4 separate regions of the Homo sapiens genome follow, and all the other regions are linked to region 4. Evidence: chromatin loops called from intact Hi-C (ENCODE). Cell type or tissue: endothelial cell of umbilical vein. All regions are shown on one strand.

Evidence for each region. Hi-C counts contacts between places; a loop is a spot of excess contacts. Peaks named below come from ENCODE experiments on the same cell type or tissue, not always from the same donor. Only the 100,000 strongest peaks of a DNase experiment are listed, where the experiment ranks them.
Region 1: a loop joins it to region 4, with 18 times the contacts of the local background. A loop is called at or near these places in 4 of 110 quality-filtered maps.
Region 2: a loop joins it to region 4, with 3 times the contacts of the local background. A loop is called at or near these places in 7 of 110 quality-filtered maps.
Region 3: it touches region 4 in a loop (4-fold over the local background); 3 of 110 quality-filtered maps call a loop at or near these places.

Annotation. Positions count from the first base shown.
Region 1 is chr16:15,959,000-15,963,999 of GRCh38, reverse strand. All of the region lies in intron 1 of ABCC1 (ATP binding cassette subfamily C member 1 (ABCC1 blood group)), which reads right to left. Among named protein-coding and RNA genes, the nearest start is that of ABCC1, 12 kb to the right of the region's middle. RefSeq lists an enhancer at 4,814-5,000. In endothelial cell of umbilical vein, no CTCF peak of the experiment used is centred here; DNase peaks (open chromatin) are centred at 2,779 and 3,109; H3K27ac peaks cover 1,527 bases.
Region 2 is chr16:16,043,524-16,048,523 of GRCh38, reverse strand. ABCC1 (ATP binding cassette subfamily C member 1 (ABCC1 blood group)) reads right to left here. Exons shown (of 31, transcript NM_004996.4): 8 at 3,844-4,074; 9 at 2,511-2,688; 10 at 221-382. Among named protein-coding and RNA genes, the nearest start is that of ABCC1, 96 kb to the right of the region's middle. In endothelial cell of umbilical vein, a CTCF peak has its summit at 2,532; no DNase peak of the experiment used is centred here; H3K27ac peaks cover 348 bases.
Region 3 is chr16:15,985,864-15,990,863 of GRCh38, reverse strand. The region is part of intron 1 of ABCC1 (ATP binding cassette subfamily C member 1 (ABCC1 blood group)); the gene reads right to left. Among named protein-coding and RNA genes, the nearest start is that of ABCC1, 39 kb to the right of the region's middle. RefSeq lists enhancers at 37-569, 1,329-1,992. In endothelial cell of umbilical vein, no CTCF peak of the experiment used is centred here; DNase peaks (open chromatin) are centred at 2,363 and 3,003; H3K27ac peaks cover 3,454 bases.
Region 4 is chr16:16,118,042-16,123,041 of GRCh38, reverse strand. ABCC1 (ATP binding cassette subfamily C member 1 (ABCC1 blood group)) reads right to left here. Exons shown (of 31, transcript NM_004996.4): 24 at 868-1,067. Among named protein-coding and RNA genes, the nearest start is that of ABCC6, 100 kb to the left of the region's middle. In endothelial cell of umbilical vein, no CTCF peak of the experiment used is centred here; a DNase peak (open chromatin) is centred at 1,941; H3K27ac peaks cover 2,272 bases.

The DNA of each region.
Region 1 (5,000 bases), 160 kb after region 4:
TGCACTCTAGCCTGGGCAACAGAGAGAGACTCCATCTCAAAAAAAAAAAAAGTGTGGAAATTTGCAGTCTGACAATGTAAAAAGAAAAACCCATTTTCTGAAGAGAAATTCAAGCCGGCTGCAGAAACTTGCAAAAGTAACAAGGAGCCCAATTCCAAGACAATGGGGAAAATGTCTCCAGGGCATATCACAAACCTTCACAGCAGCCCCTCCCATCACAGGCCTAGGAGGGAAAAACGGTTTCCTGGGCTGGGTCCAGGGCCCCCCTGATGTGTGCAGCCTTAGGACTTGGTGCCCAGCCACTCCAGTCATGGCTAAGAGGAGCCAAGGTACACAGCTCAGGCTGTGCCTTCAGAGGGTGCAAGCCCCAAGCCTCGGCAGCTTCCATGTGGTATTGAGCCTGTGGGTACATAGAACTAAAGAACTGAGGTTTGGAAACCTCCACCTAGATTTCAGAGGATGTATGCAAATGCCTGGATGTCCAGCCAGAAGTTTGCTGCAGGGGTGGAGCCTTTATGGAGAACCTCTACCAATGCAGTAAAGAAGGGAAATATGGGGTCAGAGCCCCCACACAGAGTCCCCACTGGGGTACTGCCTAATGGAGCTGTGAGAAAAGGGCCACCATCCAGAACCCAGAATGGTAGATCCACCTGCAGCTACATCGTGTGCCTGGAAAAGACGGAGACACTCAACGCCAACCTGTGAAAGCAGCCAGGAGCGGGGCTATACCCTGCAAAGCCACAGGGGCAGAGCTGCCCAAGGCCGTGGAAGCCCACCTCTTGCAACAGTGTGACCTGGATGTGAGACACGGAGTCAAAGGAGATAACTATGGAACTTGAAAGTTTTATGACTGGCCTATTGGATTTCAGACTTGCATGGGGCCTGCAGCCCCTTTGTTTTGGCCAATTTCTCCCATTTCAAACGGGTGTATTTATCCAATGCCTGTACCCCCATTGTATCTAGGAACTAACTAACTTCTTTTGATTTTACAGGCTGATAGGTGAAAGAGACTAGATTTTGTCTCAGATGAGATTTTGGACATAGACTTTTGAGTTAATGCTGAAATGAGTTAAGACTTTGGGGAACTGTTGGGAAGGCATAATTGTGTTTTGAAATATGAGAAAGATGAGATTTGGGAGGGGCCAGGGGCAGAATGATATGGCACGGCTCTGTGTCCCCGCACAAATCTCATCTTGAATTGTAATCTTAATTGTAATCCCCACGTGTTGGTGGAGGGACCTCACTGGAGGTGATTAGATCATGGGAGCGGTTCCCCCATGCTGTTCTCCTGATAGTGAGTCCTCAGAAGATCTGATGGTTTTATACCGGCTTTTCTCCTCTTTACTCTGCACTTCTGTCTCCTGCCACCATGTGAAGAAGGACATGTTTGCTTTCCTTTCCACCATCATTTTAAGTTTCCTGAGGCCTCCCCAGCCATGCAGAACTGTGAGTCAATTAAACCTCTTTCCTTTATAAACTACGCAGTCTCAGGTATTTTTTCATAGCAGCATGAACAAACTAATATCAGTACCATGTTCAGGCTTTATTTAAATATCTTTGTATTGTTTGTTCTGTCATATGGAACACATGTCACTTGTGATCAGAAAACTCTGCAATTAAATTAGTTTAGGTGTAAAAATCAGAGTGACATTAGCATGGTGAGACTATCAGTAATGTTTTTACACATTGTTAAATTATTGATTTAAAAGCAATTTTTAAAATAAGTCCAAAGATGTTTAAAATTTAAACACATCTTTTAAAAAACTGAACAAAACCAAAGCACACTTCTGCTTTGATCTCCTGACCTCTGGAAAGTAAGGTTTAACTTAACTGGGCAAAGCCCTCTCACACACAGCCAAGCAACATGGGCCTGATCACTTCCCAGCTTGCTCAATTTTTCTGATATGGCAGGAAAACAACAGGTGCTTAATAAGTGCTGGTGGGCCCATTAGTGGGAGTATAAACTGCTGCAGTAACCTGACAATTAACTATCAAATTTCAAAATGCACATACTGTCAACCTAGCAATTTCCTGTGGGAAAATTTATTCTGCTGAATCATTTACATATATTTGCATACATGTGCCTTCAGTGCAGCACTGCTTATCACAGCAAGAAACCAGGAACTGGGAATGACCTTGATAGACACCAAGAGGGGAATGGGTGAATACATGGCTCAGCCATTTAACAGGCAAATGCGTGGCTTGTTTAAAAAAAAAAAAAAAAAAAAGTTGATTTGATTGGCTTTTACTTTCAATTTGCATGGGCTTAAAATGGCAAGAAAATCAACACTGGTTAAGTGAAGAGAACAAGAGACAAAACAGTATTTAAAATACCCAACTAGGGAGGGAAAAAATGAATATGTAAACATATACACACAAACGAACACGTTCTTGCACATACATTTGCATATACTTGAAACTTTTCTCGAAAAACACCCAAGAAACTATCATCAACAACCATCATCAATAACGGCTACTTCTGGGAACAAAGGGCAGGGTGGGAACATACTAAAACTTTTATTTTTCCCTTTATATTCTTCTAGAATATTCACCTTAAAGTATTAGCATCATCAACAAAGTTGCAGTACAAGATCTTCCTCCTGCAATCAGCCAGATCAATTCAACAACATCTTGTTTTAAAACAAGAGTTTTCTAGCAACCTATAGAAAGTCCTCTTAACCACAGGAAAAAAGTACCTCATCATCTTACGAACAAGCCTTTGGCGGAGAATCAAAGGCAACTGGGGAGTGGGGAAACCCAAGTTGGTCTTGATCACAAACGTTTCAGTTAAGGTTCTGAGAAAGAGAAGAGACTCATAAAACAAAATAAACTGAATTTTTAAGACCTGAGATTCAGCAGGGCGTAGTGCCTCATGCCTGTAATCCCAGCACATGGAAGGGCCAAGGTGGGTGGATTGCTTGAGCCCAGGAGTTCGAGACCAGCCTGAGCAGCATAGCAAGACCCCCATCTATTTTAAAAAAAAAAAAAAAAAAAAAAAACCTGCGTTTCATTCAAACATAAACAGATCAGAAGGTTCTTGCTTCTGCCAGGGACCATGCATTGTTCTACTTCCTTGCTGAGCTGGTAAGCGCCTTCCCTGGAAATTCCAGGACCACAAGCCATTGTGTTAGTGCTTTATGCATTTTGCCGAATGCTCCAGGCTAGATTTTTATGAGATGGGCTCTGCAGTTCCTTTGAGTTAAACTCCTCAATACTTTAACCACACCATGATCTTCCTCAAGGCCTATGCACATTCTCTTCCCACTCTGGGACTCCCTTCCCCCACATCCTTGCATGGCCAGCTTTGCCACTGAGCTCTGGGGTCAAACCTCACCGCCTCCGAAAGGCCTTCTGTGGACATCCCTCCGTAGTAGTTTGCACCTCACCCAGTTTTTCCCGGTTCAAGTCTTTGCAGCACTTGCCAGCATCTGAAATCATTTCCGTCACCCTCAGTGTAAACCCCATGAGAACATGGGCCTGGTCTGTCCTGTTCACTGTTGTATCCTCAGTGCCTAGAGCAGCAGCAGCACATAGTAGCTGCTCAATTAATAATGACTGAATAAATGAATGAATGAAAAGCAGTGTGGGAAGAACAATACAATGAACCCAGGGGTATCAAAGACCACACGAGGCTGGGCGTGGTGGCTCACACCTGTAATCCCAGCACTCTGGGAGACTGCTTGAGCTCAAGAGTTCAAGACCAAACTGGGCAACATAGTGAAACCCCATCTCTACAAAAAAAAATACAAAAATTAGCCGGGTGTGCTGGTGCATGCCTGTAGTCCCAGCTACTTGGGAGGGTGAGTTGGGAGGGTCACTTGGCCTGGGAGGTCGAGACTGCAGTGCAGTGGTACAATCAGCTAGGGCGACAGAACAAGACTCCATCCATCAATCAGTCAAACACCACACAAATTTCTTGTACTGGGAAGACTTAGACATCACACATATTCTCCAAACAAGTATTACCTAGGAGGCCAGTAAAAGGTACACTGAGGTTCCTCAGAGAGAAAACTCACAGAGAGGAAGATAAAAGCTCCATAAAAATCTCAATTACTACTTGAGGGTTACAGGATGCTAGCCTAGAGCCTCCCTCCCTAGACAGGTTTCTCAGAGAGAAAACTCACAGAGAGGAAGAGAAAACCTCCATAAAAATCTCAATTCCTGAGGGTTACAGGATGCTAGCCTAGGGGCACCCTCCCTGGTCATTAACACCCACTTTCCAGAACCTGGCAACCTCCCCAGGAGATGAATCCCACAGTTAAACTAAGGGGACACTTAAGTGGAATCTCAACTTTGTAATCGTCCACTTCTCCTGGGGCACTTTAAAATGAAGGAGTAGAGCTTCAAAGCTGATCTCTCAAGAAAGCCATTTTCGGCTGGGCATGGTGGCTCACGCCTGTAATCCCAGCACTTTGGGAGGCCGAGGCAGGAGGATCGCTTGAGCCCAGGAGTTTGAGACAAGCCTGGGCAACATGGTGAGACCCTGACTCTACAAAAAATACAAAAATTAGCCGGGTATGGTGGTGTGCACCTCTGGTCCCAGCTACCTGGGAGGCTAAGGTGGGAAGATAGCTTCAGCCCAGGAGGTCGAGGCTGCAGTGAGCTATGATTGTGCCACTGCACTCCAGCCTGGGTGACAGAGGGAGACCCTGTCTCAAAAGAAAAAAGAAAGAAAAAGAAAAAGAAAGCCATTTTTGTTTTCCCAGGGGAGAATGAACTGTCACAACTCCAACTGGGAAAATGGAAAAAGGTAAAAAGACACAGCCCTCAGTAAAAAAGAAACTGCCGCAAGTTTCTTCTCTAGCTAATTGGAGTTTAACCTCCTTAACGTCTCATTAAGCTTCTCCAAGGCAACCCCAGTAAGCCAATTACACTAGAATTTCGACAGCCCACAACCTCCTAGGGAAATGCAGGATGAGGAGGAAGGTCTTGCTCCATGTTTCTCCCCCATATTCCTCCACACCAGTGGCTGTGTGATTTCACACCCCAGGGAACATATG
Region 2 (5,000 bases), 75 kb after region 4:
GAAAACGCCATGCCACCAAGGAGAACATCAACCTGACAATTCAGGAAAGGAACAAAATACTGAGGAATTGGTTAACAGGCTGGAAAATAAAATATGAACCACAGCCGGAACTGCCAGGGAGCTCTACATGCCATTACCATCAACACCCACTCCCTCGGCCCACTGCCCACACGTAGAAGTCCCTCCCTGCATGCAAAGGGAAACGGCGTTAAACACACACCAGCCACAGGAGGTAGAGAGCAAGGATGACTTGCAGGGGGGCTGACCAGATCATGTTAATGTACGTGGCCAAGTCCATGAACCTCTGAGCGTCCACAGACATGAGGTTGACAATCTCCCCGACCGTGGAGGATTTTCTGGCTGAATTGGTGATCACCAGGGCCTGTGGGACAAAGGAGAGGGAAGGTGGGTGAGTGTGGCAGCTGAAGAGGCCTGACTCTCCCTCCAGACCCACGGAGAGGAAGGAGACTCTCAGGGGCAGAAATGCCGCAGATCTCTCCTCCTCCCCTCCCGACCTATCTGTCTGCCCAGGACGCCTGTGTCATCTCAAAGCCCACATTCTTATCCGCGGTGCTCAGTGCCTCCCAACCTTGAACTCATCAGTTGGCAAGGGACCCTAGGTGTCCTCGAAACCAGGGCTTCGCATGCTTTAATGTGCACACATGCGGCCGGGTTTTTCTGGGGGGAGTGGTGGGGGGTGGGGGGAGTTGTTTTGGATTCTGCAAGTCTGGGGTGTGGCCTGGGATTCTGCATTTCTACGCTTCCAGGCTGTGTCAGTGCTACTGGTCCCAGATCCCACTGAAGGACTGAGGGTGTGGGCCAGGGTCTCTAATCCTTGGCATTCTTGACATCTGGAGCCAGATAATTCTTTGGGGGGCTGTCCTGCGCACTGTAGGAGTTTTAGCAGCAATACCTGGCCTCGACCCACTACATGCCCTCGCCCCCAGTTGGGACAACCGAAAATGCCCCCAGATATTGCCAAACGTGCCCTGGTGGGGGAAAATGTCCCTAGCCCTCAAACATGATTGCACACTATCACCTCGTGAGTTTTAAAAACACTAAGACATTAGCAGGCGTGGTGATGCATGCCTCTGGGCCCAGCTACGTGGTGGGCTGAGGTGGCAGGATCGTTTGAGCCCAGGAGGTGGAGGCTGCAGTGAGCCAAGATCATGCCACTGCACTCTAGCCTGGGTGACAGAGCGAGACCCTGTCTCAAAACATAAAAATAAATAAAAAACAAAAACAATGACACCTGGGTGCCACCACAGCAATCGCAATTTCACTGGTCTGGTGCAACCTAGGTGTCAGGAAGTTTTTTTGTTTTTTCAGACAGGGTCTCATTCTGTCACACAGGCCGGAATGCAGGGATGCTATCAGGACTCACTGCAGCCTCCAACTCCGGGGCTGAAGTGATTCTTTTAACTCAATCTCCTGAGTAGACGGGACTACAGGTACGCACCACCATACCTGGCTAATTTTTTTAAATTTTCTGCAGAGCCAGGGTCTTGCTATATTGACCAGGCTGGTATTGAACTTCCAAGCCTCCAGTGATTCCCCCACCTTGGTCTCCCAAGCTGCTGGGATTACAGGCATGAGCTACAGTGCCTGGCCTGCATCAGTTTAAGCTCCCCAGGTGAGTCTAATTCACAGACAGGCCTGAGAATCACTCCTCTAGTTCATCAAGTACCTGCAAGACTGTCTCTTCCTAACCTAGGAGCCAAGCAGTTTCCTTGACCTCGAGACAAAAAAAAAAAAAAATTTATAGGGATCAAGAAGGTAATTTAGGTCCTTTGAAATTGGATGTACACAAATGCCTGCTACATACTCTTACCATGCAAGGAATGTGCCACCTGCTCAGTTCAAATTAAGAGTGACAACAGGCTGGGCGCGGTGGCTCATGCCTGTAATCCCAGCACTTTGGGAGGCTGAGGCAGGCGGATCACCTGAGGTCAGCAGTTCAAGATCAGCCTGGCCAACATGGCGAAACCCTGTCTCTACTAAAAATACAAAAATTAGCCGGTCGTGGTGGCAGGCGCCTGTAGTCCCCGCTACTCAGGAGGCTGAGGCAGAAGAATCGCTTGAACTCAGGAGGCAGAAGTTGCAGTGAGCCAATATCATGCCACTGCACTCCAGTCTGGGGGAGAGAGTGAGACCTGGTCTCAAAAAAACGAAAAAAAAAGAGTGACAACAAGCTGAAACACAGAATGTTAACAGCAGAATGAGGATCCAAACTTGGATTTCCCCACAACAAGGGCCACTGATCCATCTAAGAAACTCAATTACTCACAGCTGATACACAAAGACATCTACACGCCCACCCTTGAAATCAGCTTTCCTAACGTACAATGCCTGATGCGTGCTGTCCCTGCCACCTAAGGTCACGGAAGCTACCCTCATCCTACTGCTCCAGAAGCTGGGCTGGAAATCCCCACGCTGGCCCCAGAGTAACCCAGGGCTGCAGGAGGGGATGTGGAAGTCGGGCCACATGCCAATGGCACAGCGTCCCCTACCTTCCGATAGACAGCCCCAATGACAGCGGTCTTGATCCTCATGCCACTGACGAAGCAGATGTGGAAGTACTGGTGCAGCACGAGGGTCTGCAGGCAGGCAGTGACAAACAGCAGCACGGTGTAGAAGTAGCCCTGCCAGTCTGGGGCCTTCGTGTCATTCACGAACTTGATGAGCAACCTGCAAAGGAGCAAAGAGAGGGCCTGGAATGACTTGTGACACGTGGGGGCAGGGAAGAGAGCTTCAGTGTTGGCACTGCAACTTTCTCCTGAGCCAGATGAGCTAGACACTATCACTTCAATTTCATAGATGGAAAAACAAGTCCACAGTGGTGATCTGGCTGTGCAGGTGACCCAAACTGCTCATAAAAGAGGCCTCTGCCTTGGGGTTGTGCACTAATTGCTCTAGCTATATCTCATCACCAGCAAGTCACCCAAAGGAATTGCATAGGGAACACGAGGTAAAGAGGTAGGGAGGAAAAGAGAAGGGATGTGTAGCCCCTGAGTCACAGAGCAGCAGAGAGCCAGGTAGGAGAGAGGCAACTTCCTTTCTGACTCCCCAGTTCCTGGTTGCAGTTTTTTGTTGTTGTTTTTATTCTTTTTTTTTTTTTTTTTTTTTTTGAGACAAAGTCTTGCTCTGTCGCCAAGGTTTGAGTTCAGTGATGCAATCAGCTTGCTGTAACCTCTGCCTCCTGGGTTCAAGCAATTTTTATGCCTCAGCCTCCTGAGTAGCTGGGATTACAGGCGTGCACCACCACGCCCGGCTAATTTTTGTATTTTTAGCAGATGGTTTTACCATGCTGGCCAGGCTGGTCTTGACCTCCTGACCTCAGGTGATCTTCCCACCTCAGCCTCTCAAAGTGCTGGGATTATAGGCATGAGCCACTGCGCCCAACCCTGGTTGCAGTTTTTTCATGAGATCTGCTGGCATTTCCTTGCTCTTGGTTTCCCAAGACAATGCCATATCCTCCCCATTTGGGTTTTAGGGGAGCCTAGTGGGTTTCTGTTACTTGCAAACGATGTGGTCTTCACTAATATGGTAATTAAGTAAAGCATAAAGTAAAGCTAGGCAGTGACCATGGCTCACATCTGCAATCCCAGCACTTTGGGAGGCCGAGGCAGGAGGATCGCTTGAAGTCAGGAGCTCGAGACCAGCCTGACCAACAAAGCAAGACCCTGTCTCTATTTTTTTCAAAAAAGCTAAAGTAAAAATGGAGACATCTGGCTATGAGCCCACTTCAGGACACAGCATGACCCCAGGGTTATGACTGATGCAACTGAAAGATCAAAGCCAAGGAGGGAAAATGGAGCCCACCTGGGAGGGAAGGGGTCTTACTTTAAGATCTGCGGCCCGGAAAACATCATCAGGTCGTGGATGGCCTTGAAGAAGAAGCTCATGAGGAAGTAGGGCCCAAAGGTCTTGTATAACACCTTAAACAGAGAGGGGTTCCACTCCTTCTGTGGGGACTTGACGATCAAAGCCTCCACCTCCTCATTCGCATCCACCTTGGAACTCTCTTTCGGCTGGGCAGGATCCTTGGAGGAGTACACAACCTTCACCGGCTGCCTGGAACACAAGGAGGTGAAGCCGTTGTGGGGTCTGCCAGAGATGCAGCCCCCTACCACAGGGACATGGCCAGGGAATGTCACCCTTCAGGGAAGGCAGAGTCAAAGACAACAAGCCCAGGGAAAGAGGCAGCTCAGCACAGTGGTTACAAACACGGGCTCCAGAGCCACGGGCTCCAGAGCCACCGGCTCAAGGTCTGGCTTGGCCACTGGCCAGCTGCGTGACTTCAGACAAGGTCCTTAAGCTCTCTGGGCCTCAGTTTCCTCCTCTGTGAAATGAGGATAAAAGTAGGACCTACCTCCAAGGTAGGTAAGATTAAACGAGTTGAATAAGTTAAAGACTTAGAAAACTGATGGCTCCAAACTGATCTAGAGTCAAGGCAATCCCCATCAAAAGCCCAGCTGGCTGCCAGGTAGAAATTATGAGCTAACTTTAAAATTCACATGGAAACTCAAGGATCCAGAACAGTCAAAACAATCATGAAAAATAAGAATCAAGTTGGAGGATTCACACTTCCTGATTTCAAAACAATACAAAATAACAATCATGGCCAGGAGTGGTGGTTCACACCTGTAATCCCAGCACTTTGGGAGGCCAAGGTGGCTGGATCACTTGGGGTCAGGAGTTTGAGACCAGCCTGACCAACATAGTGAAACCCCATCTCTACTAAAAATACAAAAATTAGCCGGGCATGATGGCAGGTGCCTGTAATCCCAGCTACTTGGGAGGCTGAGGCAGGAGAATTACTTGAACCTGGGAGGTGGAGGTTGCTGTGAGTGGAGATCAGGCCATTGCACTCCAGCCTGGGTGACAGAGCAAAACTCCATCTCAAAAAGAAAGAACAACAATAGGCTGGGCGCAGTGGCTCACGCCTGTAATCCCAGCACTATGGGAGGCCGAGGTGGGCAGATCACCTGAGGTCGGCA
Region 3 (5,000 bases), 130 kb after region 4:
GTGAAACCCCATCTCTACTAAAAATGCAAAAAAAAAAAAAAAAAAAATTAGCCGGGCGTGGCGGCAGGCACCTGTGGTTCCAGCTACTCGGGAGGCTGAGGCAGGAGGATGGCGTGAACCCAGGAGGCGGAGCTTGCAGTGAGCCGAGATCGTGCCACTGCACTCCAGCCTGGGAGACAGAGCAAGACTCTGTCTAAAAAAAAAAGGAAAGAAATCCTGCCATTTGCAACAACATGGATGCGCCTGGAGAACATTATGCTAAATGAAATAAGCCAGGCACAGGAAGACGAACACTGCAAGATCTCACTCACATGTGACATCTAAAAAAGACAAACTCATAGAAGCAGAGAACAGAATGGTAGTTGCAAGGAGCTGGTGGTGGGGGAAACAGGGAGGTGTTGGTCAAAGCGTATAAAGTTTTGGTCATACAAGATGAGTCAGTCAGTCCTACGGTCTACTGTACAGAATAGTGTCTATAGCTCACAATACTATATTGTATACTTAAAAATTTGCTGATGGCCGGGTGTGATGGCTCATGCCTGTAATCCCAGCACTTTGGGAGGCCGAGGAGGGTGGATCACTTGAAGTCAGGAGTTCAAGACCAGCCTGGCCACTATGGTGAAACCCTGTCTCTACTAAAAATTAGCTGGGTGTGGTGGCAGACGCCTGTAATCCCAGCTGCTTGGGAGGCTGAGGCAGGAGAATCACTTGAACCTGAAAGACAGAGACTGCAGTGAGCTGAGATCGCACCACTGTACTCCAGCCTGGGTGACAGAGCCAGGCTCTGTCTCAAAAACAAAACAAAAAAAAATTGCTGAATGGTGCCAGGCACAGTGGCTCACACCTGTAATCCCACCTACTTGGGAGGCTGAGGTGGTAAGATCGCTTGAGCCCAGGAGTGGGAAGCTGCAGTGAGACGTGATTATGCTAATGAACTCCAGCCTGGGTGACAGAGTGAGACCAAGTCTCAAAGAAAAAGAAATAAAAATAAAACCAGAGCCCTGTCTAAGCACGGACTGCATACCAGGCACTGCGTTCAGGTTTCATGTACATCGCTCCATTTTATCACCCTAGCAGTCTATGAGGAAGGTACTGTAATGATTCCCACTTTTACAGAGAGGAACACAGAGACAAACAGGTGAGAAGATGGCCCGCGAGTCACAGGGGCAGGACCGTCCTGGATTCAAACCCTAGCAACTCTTCTGCACAACCAACCAAGGAACAGACGGGGCTTGGAGGGACGAAAGGCAAGACGACAGGGTGCTCCTAAATGCCACACTCAGAAACAACGCTGCAGAGGGGTAGCTCAGAAGCCAAGGGAAGCTGAGAAAAGGAGTGCAAGAGGCCCGTGGTTAGGTCAGGGCACCCGCTGGGCTTCTGAACATTAATCCTGTTTAGAGAGACAGCATGTGGCCTTCATTTCCCCACCGCACTCCTGAAAACATCTGGAGAAAGGCTAAAGTCTCCCAGCCCCGACACAGCAGGAGGCAAGCACGGCTGGCAGGGCCATGAGGTGAGAGGAAGGCGGCTGAAGCCAGCATCGCGTGGGCAGTGACGCGCCCTGGCATGCTGTTGGCTGGGCTGCACCCCACCCTGCCCCCTAACTCAGCAGAGCTAAGAATAAAGCCCAGTAACATCACAGGGGCAATTTCCAGACTTATCCCCATCACCCAGGAAGGCAGGGGCACGGCCATCCTTGCTCTATCCAGGCGGGTACCACAAATCCTCACGTCCAAGACACAGAACTGAACACAGTTACATGCAAAACTAATTTTTTTTTTTTTTTTTTTTTTTTGAGACAGAGTCTTGCTCTGTCTCCTCGGCTGGAGTGTAATGTCATGATTATAGCTCATTACAGCTTTGAACTCCCAGGCTCAAGTGATCCTCCCACCTCAGCCTCTCAAGTAGCTGGGACTAGAGGTGCACACCACCAAGCCTGGTTAATTTTTGTATTTCTTTCCAGAGATGGGGCCTTGCTATGTTGCCCTGTCTGGCCTCAAACTCCTGGGGCTCAAATGATCCTCCCACCCAGGGCTCCCAAAGTGCTGGATGAGCCACTGTGCCCAGTCCTAAGAATCCTGTCTTAACAGGGCTTCAGTGTTGTTAAGCACTAAAAAGAAAGCAGAGGTCAGGCTGCCCATCAGTGCCCAAATGTCAGCAGCAAGCATCTTGTTCCAACCTGCTTTCACCCCAACTCTCCCAAGCACCATGAGGCCTCTCGTGGAAGGCCCGTCCTATGAAGCTGACACTCACCCTCGTTTTCTCCATCCAACCCTGGCTATCTTTGCAAGGTTGCTCCCCAGCCACTTCCTCTCCTCTTATCAGACTCTCATGTTTCACCAAATAAATCCCTTAGTCATGTTCCAGGGTCTTGTGAGGGGTCAGGCATGTGCTGGGCATAGGGATATGTCTGGGGACACTGCAGTAACAGGACAGACAGCATTCATCCATTTACAGAGCACGGTTCCTAGGGCTGAGGGCCCAGCAGTGAACAATAGGGACCAAGGGCCGGCCCTCCTGGAGCTGACAGCCTAAAGAGAAGAGACAGATGGTTTAGAAAGGAGAGGATATGAAGACATGTGTGATGAAAAGCACTCAGAGAAGAGGGCAAGCCTTGCTGAGGACGGGTATTTAAATACAGGATTGAGCCAGGCACAGTGGCTCACACCTATAATCCCAGCACTTTGGGAGGCCAAGACAAGTGGGTCACTTGAGGCCAGGAGTTCAAGACCAGCCTGGCCAACATAGCGTGGTAGTGCATGCCTGTAATCCCAGCTACTCAGGAGGCTGAGGCACGAGAATCCCTTGAACCTGGGTGGTGGAGGTTGCAGTGATCTGCGATCACACCACTGCACTCCAGCCTGGGTGACAGAGCGAGACTCCATCTCAATTAAAAATAAATAAACAAATACAGGATGGAAGGAAACAGAGGAGTAAACCAAATGGCCATCTGGAGGAAGGGCACACCAAGCAGAGAAAACAGCCAGTGCAAAGGTCCTGAAGTCAGACCAGGCCTGGCATTTCTGAGAAACCGCAGAGAGGCCAACAGGTCTGAAGAATAACAAGCAGTGAAGACAGCGAGGAAGGAAGAAGGCAGGGAGGAGACAGTCAGTGCGGGACGCACAGGCCACCGCAGGGATTCTGACTTTCACGCAGGGTGACCTGAGGAGCATGGAGTTGATGTGCCGTGATCTATGTTTCAACACCATGGTTCTCAAGTGGGGGCAAGTTTGTCACTCAGGGGACATGTGACAACATTTGGAAACATCCTGGGTTTTCACAACTTAGGAAGAGGGTAGTGCTATTGGCACTCTGTGGACAGAGGCCAGGGATACTGCTTAATGGCCACAATACATAGGACAGCCCCCACGACGGGAAATATCTGGCCCCAAATGTCAACAGTGCCAAAGCTAAGCAGCCCTGTTTGAACAGAATCCCTCCCTGACCAAGCTTCTAGTCCACATCCCCAACACACCCCTCGTCAGGCAGATGGGGCTTCAGCTCCTCACCCTGTAATACTAGGCCAGCAACTAAACCTCAGTTTCCGCATCTGTAAAATGGGAATACTAACATTATGCAAATAAGCACTTTGTTAAACATGAGCCAGAGCACACAGTAGGTGCTCAATAAATACCACTACTAGTAAAACTTCCAGATCCACTTCTTGCTATAATATCCCTCCACATTCTCTCTTTTTCTGACACAGGGTCTCGTTTTGTTGCCCAGACTGGACTGCAGTGCCATGATCTCAGCTCACTGAAACCTCCACCTTCTGGGCTCAAGTGATCCTCCCGCCTCAGCCTCCTGAGTAGCTGGGACTACAGACACACACTATCACACCCAGGTAATTTTTCTATTTTTAGGAGAGATGGGGTTTCGCCACATTGTCCAGGCTGGTCTCAAACTCCTGAGCTCAAGTGATCCACCTGCCTCAGCCTTAGGATTACAGGCGTGAGCCACTGCACCCGGCCTCCTTCCACATTCTCTAGCCTAACCAAATGATTGATTGTGTCATTCAACAAAGATGTACTGAGCCCCTACTATGTGCCTGGAACTAAGCTGAACAGGTGCAGTACACAGAATAGCCCGTAAAGATGCCTACATCCCCGTCCCCAGAACCTGAGTCTCTTACCTTTCATGGCAAAAGGGACTCTGCAGGTATCATTAAGGACTTTGGAATGGGGAGAATGTCCCAGATCAGAGGTCCCCACGCTTTTTGGCACCAGGGATGGATTTCATGGAAGACAGTTTTGCCAGGGATGGCGGGGGGTGGCTTTCAGGATGAAACTGTTCCCCCTCAGATCATCAGGCATTAGATTCTCATAAGGAGCACACAGCCTAGGTCCCTCGCATGCACGGTTCACGTTAGGGTTCACGCTCCTGTGAGAATCCAATGCAGCCACTGATCTGACAGGAGGTGGAATTCAGGTGGTAATGCTGGCTTGCCCGCCACTCAGCTCCTGTTGCATGACTCAGTTCCTAACAGGCCACAGACTGCTCGCTACTGGTTCATGGCCCAGGAGTTGGGGACCCCTGTCCTAGATGATCCAGGTGGGCCCAATGTAATCACAGGGAATTATAAGGGACAAGAGGACGGTGGGAATATCTGAGTCAGAAAAGGAGATTTGAGGCAGGGCGTGGTGGCTCATGCCTATAATCCCACCACTTTGGGAGGCTGAGGCAGGTAGATCACCCGGGGTCAGGAGTTCAAGACCAGCCTGTCCAACATGGTGAAACCCCGTCTCTACTAAAAATACAAAAATTAGCCAGGCATGGTGACATGCACCTGTAATCCCAGCTACTCAGGAAGCTGAGGCAGGAGAATCACTTGAACCTGGGAGGCAGAGACTACAGTGAGCTGAGATTCCGTCTCAAAAATAAAAAAAAAGTAAAGGAGATTTGACAACACAAGCAGGGGTGGAGGGACATGAAACCACGAATTGAGGAAGACAGGTGGCCTCTTGATGCTGGACAGGGCCAGGCCATGGATTCTCCCTGCA
Region 4 (5,000 bases):
TTTTCAGAAAAGTCTATAAGGATGCAAATGGGTGAGAGGGACACTTCTCTAAATTCAGCAAATAATTAGCAAACTTCTGCCTCTTTTGGATTGATGCTATTATCTGTGATCCACAAGATGTCAATCTCCCACCCCCATCTCCTTTTTTTGTTTTTCCAGAGACAGGGTCTCACTCTGTCACCCAGGCTGGAGTGCAGTGGTGTAATCATAGCTCAATGCAACTTTGAACTCCTGGGCTGAAACGATCCTCCAGCCTCAGCCTCTCGAGAAGCTAGGACTACAGGCACACACCACCATGATGGGCTACTTTTTTTTTTTTTTTTTTTTTTTAAGAGAGATGGGGGTCTTGCTATGTTGCCCAGGCTGGCCTGGAATCTAATGGATCCTCCTGCCTCAGCCTCCCAAAGTACTGGGATTACAGGCGTGAGCCATGACATCTGGCCCACAAGATGACAATCTCATATGGTTTAGCTTAGTATTAGTAAATTGCTTCTGACACACATCACCCAGGGGTGCATGATCACCCCCAGACGGGAACAGCGGTATGAAGATACTCAATAGCAGAGTCGGTCGCTGGCAGTCTTGCATCACTAGGATGACAGTTAACGGGAAGCACTTGCAGGGCTTTCTGACTCCAGAAGAGCTGTGTCCCTGCACTTAAATGCCGCGGGCACTGCATGTCTACAGTGCCGCTGTCTGCTCTTAATGATTCATCTGTCCTCCGCGCTCATCAAGCCTCTCCATCCTTTCTGCAAGGCCGGGGTTTGGCTTTATACCCAGCTCAAGGTGCGAGGAAAAGATCGAGGCAAAGAGACAAGGTGCTAAGGCGGCCTCCTCCACCCGCTCCTGCAGGCCCACCATGCCCACCTGTTGGCCACGATGCTGGGGTAATAGGCCTTCTGGTTCTCGTCCACCTTCAGGTCACTCTGGTGGATGAAGCGCTCCTGCTCCTCGAAGGCTCGAATGACGCTGACCCCCAGCAAGGTCTCGTTGAAATGGGAATAGACCGGGGAGCGGCTGACCGACTCGAGGCGCTTCAGCTGCCGGGAGGAAGCCACGTAGAACCTCTGGGGTAGAGAACAGACGCGGGGAGTTGATGAAGGTTCCCTCCTGCCATCCTCCCAGGGCAGGGCTGTGCTGGAGAACATCTAGACGTAACCGATACCTCCAGGAGGCAAAATGTTAGAGCCGGGCTGCCCTCACAGGGGTGCCCACTCACCTGGTGAACCACAGGAATAGCACCACCAATGACAAGGACAGTGACAATAATAGCTCACGCTTATACAAAGCCCACAGCCCCAGGCATCGTTCTAAGCAGTTTTACAAACATCAGTTCATTCAATCCTCACAAAAAACCTGAGGTGCTCATTCCTATATGTGATGGGTAGACTAAGGCACAAAGAAGCTAGTTAATCTCCTCCCCAAGGTCACATGGCTAGCAAGGGGCAGAACTGGGATTCAAACCCAGGCCATCTGGGCTGCAAAGTGCTAACCTCTACCCTGTACTGCCTCTCTGAAGCCTTTCACCTCTAGGGTTTTCTGGAACCAGCAGTGTGGTTTTCAGCATAGGCTTTGAGGTCAACGAGACCTCAGTTCAAATCCTGACTCAACTACTGACTGGCAATATAAACACGACTAACACTTTACTTCTCTAAGCCTCAGTTTCCTTATCTGTAAAATGGGAACAACAAGGCTTGCTCGGCCAGGTGGGGTGGCTCATGCTTGTAATACCCGCACTTCAGGAGGCAGAGGCGGGAGATCACTTGAGGCCAGGAGTCTGAGACCAGCCCAGGCACATGGCAAAATGCCATCTCTACAAAAATAAAATATTATTAAGAAAACAAACGAAACAAAACAAAGCTTGCTTCACGGGGTCATTGTGAGGGTGACATGTAAGAGTTACAGTCTTACATGTGATGTGTATTTGCGTGGACACATTATTTCATAAATCATATAGATATGCATGATGTCACTAAGCACAGTGCCTGGTAATACTAGGTTGAACCACAGGAAATAGCTGTTTCTGTAGATAAGAAATAAGTATTAGCAGTTTCATATAGTTTGACCTAACAGTAAGCATTCAGTTAGCTGGTGACTATTGTTATCATTAAGTGACAGAATTCCGCCTGTTGATCACATCCCCTCAGGAGTGACTGTGTCCATGCAATGGCCGGTTCCAGCACACTCAGCCCAGCTGAGATGCCCATGAGGATAGGGTCAATCTCGTCACCCCCCTCCGATGGCCTCCCAGCGCTGTTAGAGTTGCCAACCATGCTTCTTCCCTCAACTCATCTCATCCTGTAACTCTCCCCTTCCTTCCCTGCACACAGGCCGCCTGCCTCCACCCACCATGCCCATCCCGTCCAGGCCATTCCTCATCACCCAGCAGATGGGAGCACAGATGTCACTTCCTCGGGAAGCCCTTCCCATCCTCCATGAGCACCTTCTCCGGGCTTCAGTGTCCCAGCTCCCGGGCTACGATGATACGTTTCACAAGCAGCTCCACCCACCCTCGCGGGCAGATGCTTCATCTGCTCTGCCTCCCCCAACCTGGGCATTCAGCCAGTGCCAGGCACCAAGAGCCTCCCGATAAGTCTTGTTAGATTCAGAACAAAAGCCAACCACCTTCTGCAAGCTTTGTGGAGCTGTGGATCAGAGGCTGCACCAGCCATGTGAGGACACTGCGCTCTCCTAGCCTAGGTTTTTCTCATCTACGCAAAAGGAACTGGTGAGCCCGGGGTTCCTGATTCCACAAGGTGCCTACAATTGCTTATCGACAGGAGAGCTGGGAAAACTAACAAAGGGTTGCTAGGAACTCGGCCTCCCTGCATCCTGCCCTGGGCCAGGTGTACTGGGCTGCTTTGGGGCAGAGTCCAACAAAAAGCATCAATAGCAGCAGGTGGCTTTTACAAGGCCTCTGTGGTTGGCAGCTTCTTCCTGGGTGGCGGCACGGGCGTTAATTGCAACCCACAGATGGAGAGTCTTCTGGGGCCCCAGAAGCTATGTAAGTGAACCCAGGTACCGCACAACCCCACGCAGTCTCAGAATAGCTGTTCTGCCAATTCCTGGAATGTGGATCAGATATAATTTCTTCTCCAGCTGTTCCCACCGCCTCCCATGAAATCCAGACCCCTCTGCATGGCTGAAGGCCCAGGTGATCTGCCCCATCTTACCCTGGACCACATCTCCTTCCTCTCTTACCAGCTTGCTTTCTGAACAATCCAGATGCAAATCGCTCTCAAGTGTGTTACCTGTTCACTTTCCTCCACTTGCCACTGCCTCTGAACCTTACTTACTGGAAAAATCTAACCTGAGATGAATATTTGTTCAGGAATGATCTTATTTTATTTTTTAAGACAGTCTCGCTCTGTCACCCTGGCTGGAGTGCAGTGGCACAATCTTGGCTCATTGCAACCTCTGCCTCCCAGGTTCAAGCAATTCTCCTGCCTTAGCCTCCTAAGTAGCTGGAATTGCAGGCGCCCACCACCGTGCCTGGCTAATTTTTCTATTTTTAGTAGAGATGGGGTTTCACCATGTTGGCCAGGCTGGTCTCAAACTCCTGACCTCAGGTGATCCACCTGCCCTGCCGATCTGATGTTTTTTTCAGACAACTCGCCCTGTCACCAAGGCTGAAGTGCACTGGCACAATGTCAGCTCACTGCAACCTCCGCCTCCGAGGCTCAAGTGACCCTTCCATCTCAGCCTCCCAAGCAGGTGGGACTACAGGTTCACGCCACCACACCCAGCTAATTTTTGTATTTTCTGTAGAGACCAGGTTTTCCCATGTTGCTCAGGCTGGTCTCGAACTCCTGGGCCCAAGCAATCCTCCTGTCTAGGCCTCCCAAAGGGCTGGGATTAAAGGCATGAGCCACTGCACCCGACCGAACTTCATATAAATGAAATCTCACAGTACCTACTCTTTTTCGTCTGGCTTCTTTTGATCACTATAACATCTCTGAGATAAACCCAAATTGTTGTGTATTAGCATTTCATTCCTTTTTACTACTCAACCATAAATTGTATAATTATATCACAATTTATTTCTCCACGGTCCTGTTAATGGACATTTGAGCTGTTTCCAGTTTGGGCGATTATGAATCAAGATGCTGAGAACATTCTAAGCACTGCCTTTGCTCTTTTTTTTTTTTTTTTTTTTTTAATATACACTTAGGAATGAGACTGCCTAGTGAGAGGATAAATGTAAATTTAGCCAAAAGCCATTAAAAAATTAACTATTCTATAATCTCAACCCTTAAAAAGACGATGTTTTCATGTATCTGCCTCCCTTCCAGTCCTGCCCACACACATTATGCATTTCATCTCGGTGATAACGACAGTGCACCTAGAACTTGGTCCTTTGCTAAAATCATTTCCTTTGTTGTTGAAAAATAAAAATCCTTGGTGCTCCAACAGCTGCGTCTTCTAATTATCCCTGCTCAAAGCCACATTGCTCCACGGTGTACCCAAGGTCCTGCTATTGGCAGACATTTAAGTTGCCTTCAACACTGCATTTGGCCTGTTTTGTTCTTTTTGGGTCTTTCAGGAAATTTTCCAGCTTGCGTATGAACACAGATAACATATTTGGTAAATGCAGGGGAAAAAAAAAAAAAAAAAAAAGCTGGCACCAATTTCAAGAGGATATAACGAGACTCCAGGAACTGGACCTACTCTCTCTGATTCCATCACTGTTCGTTCTCATCAATCATTGGGCCACAGTGTGGTGGGGCGCAGGGGCCACATGATTGAACCAAGGCCCCCTGGATGCCACCTGAACAGCTGTGCAGCGTGGTTTGAGATATGGTGAGCCTCATGGTTTCTTACTCTTGTTTTGCTTTGCAGCTGGAATGCTCCCATCTAAACAACCCATCCCTACTGGCAATTGTGCTGCGGTTAATCCTTTAGCGGTAACAGCAGTTTTGGAATTGGACAGACTTGAGGTTGCACTCTCAGCTCTCCCACTTAGCAAGATGCTCCACCTGTCAATTGAAAACATTATCTAT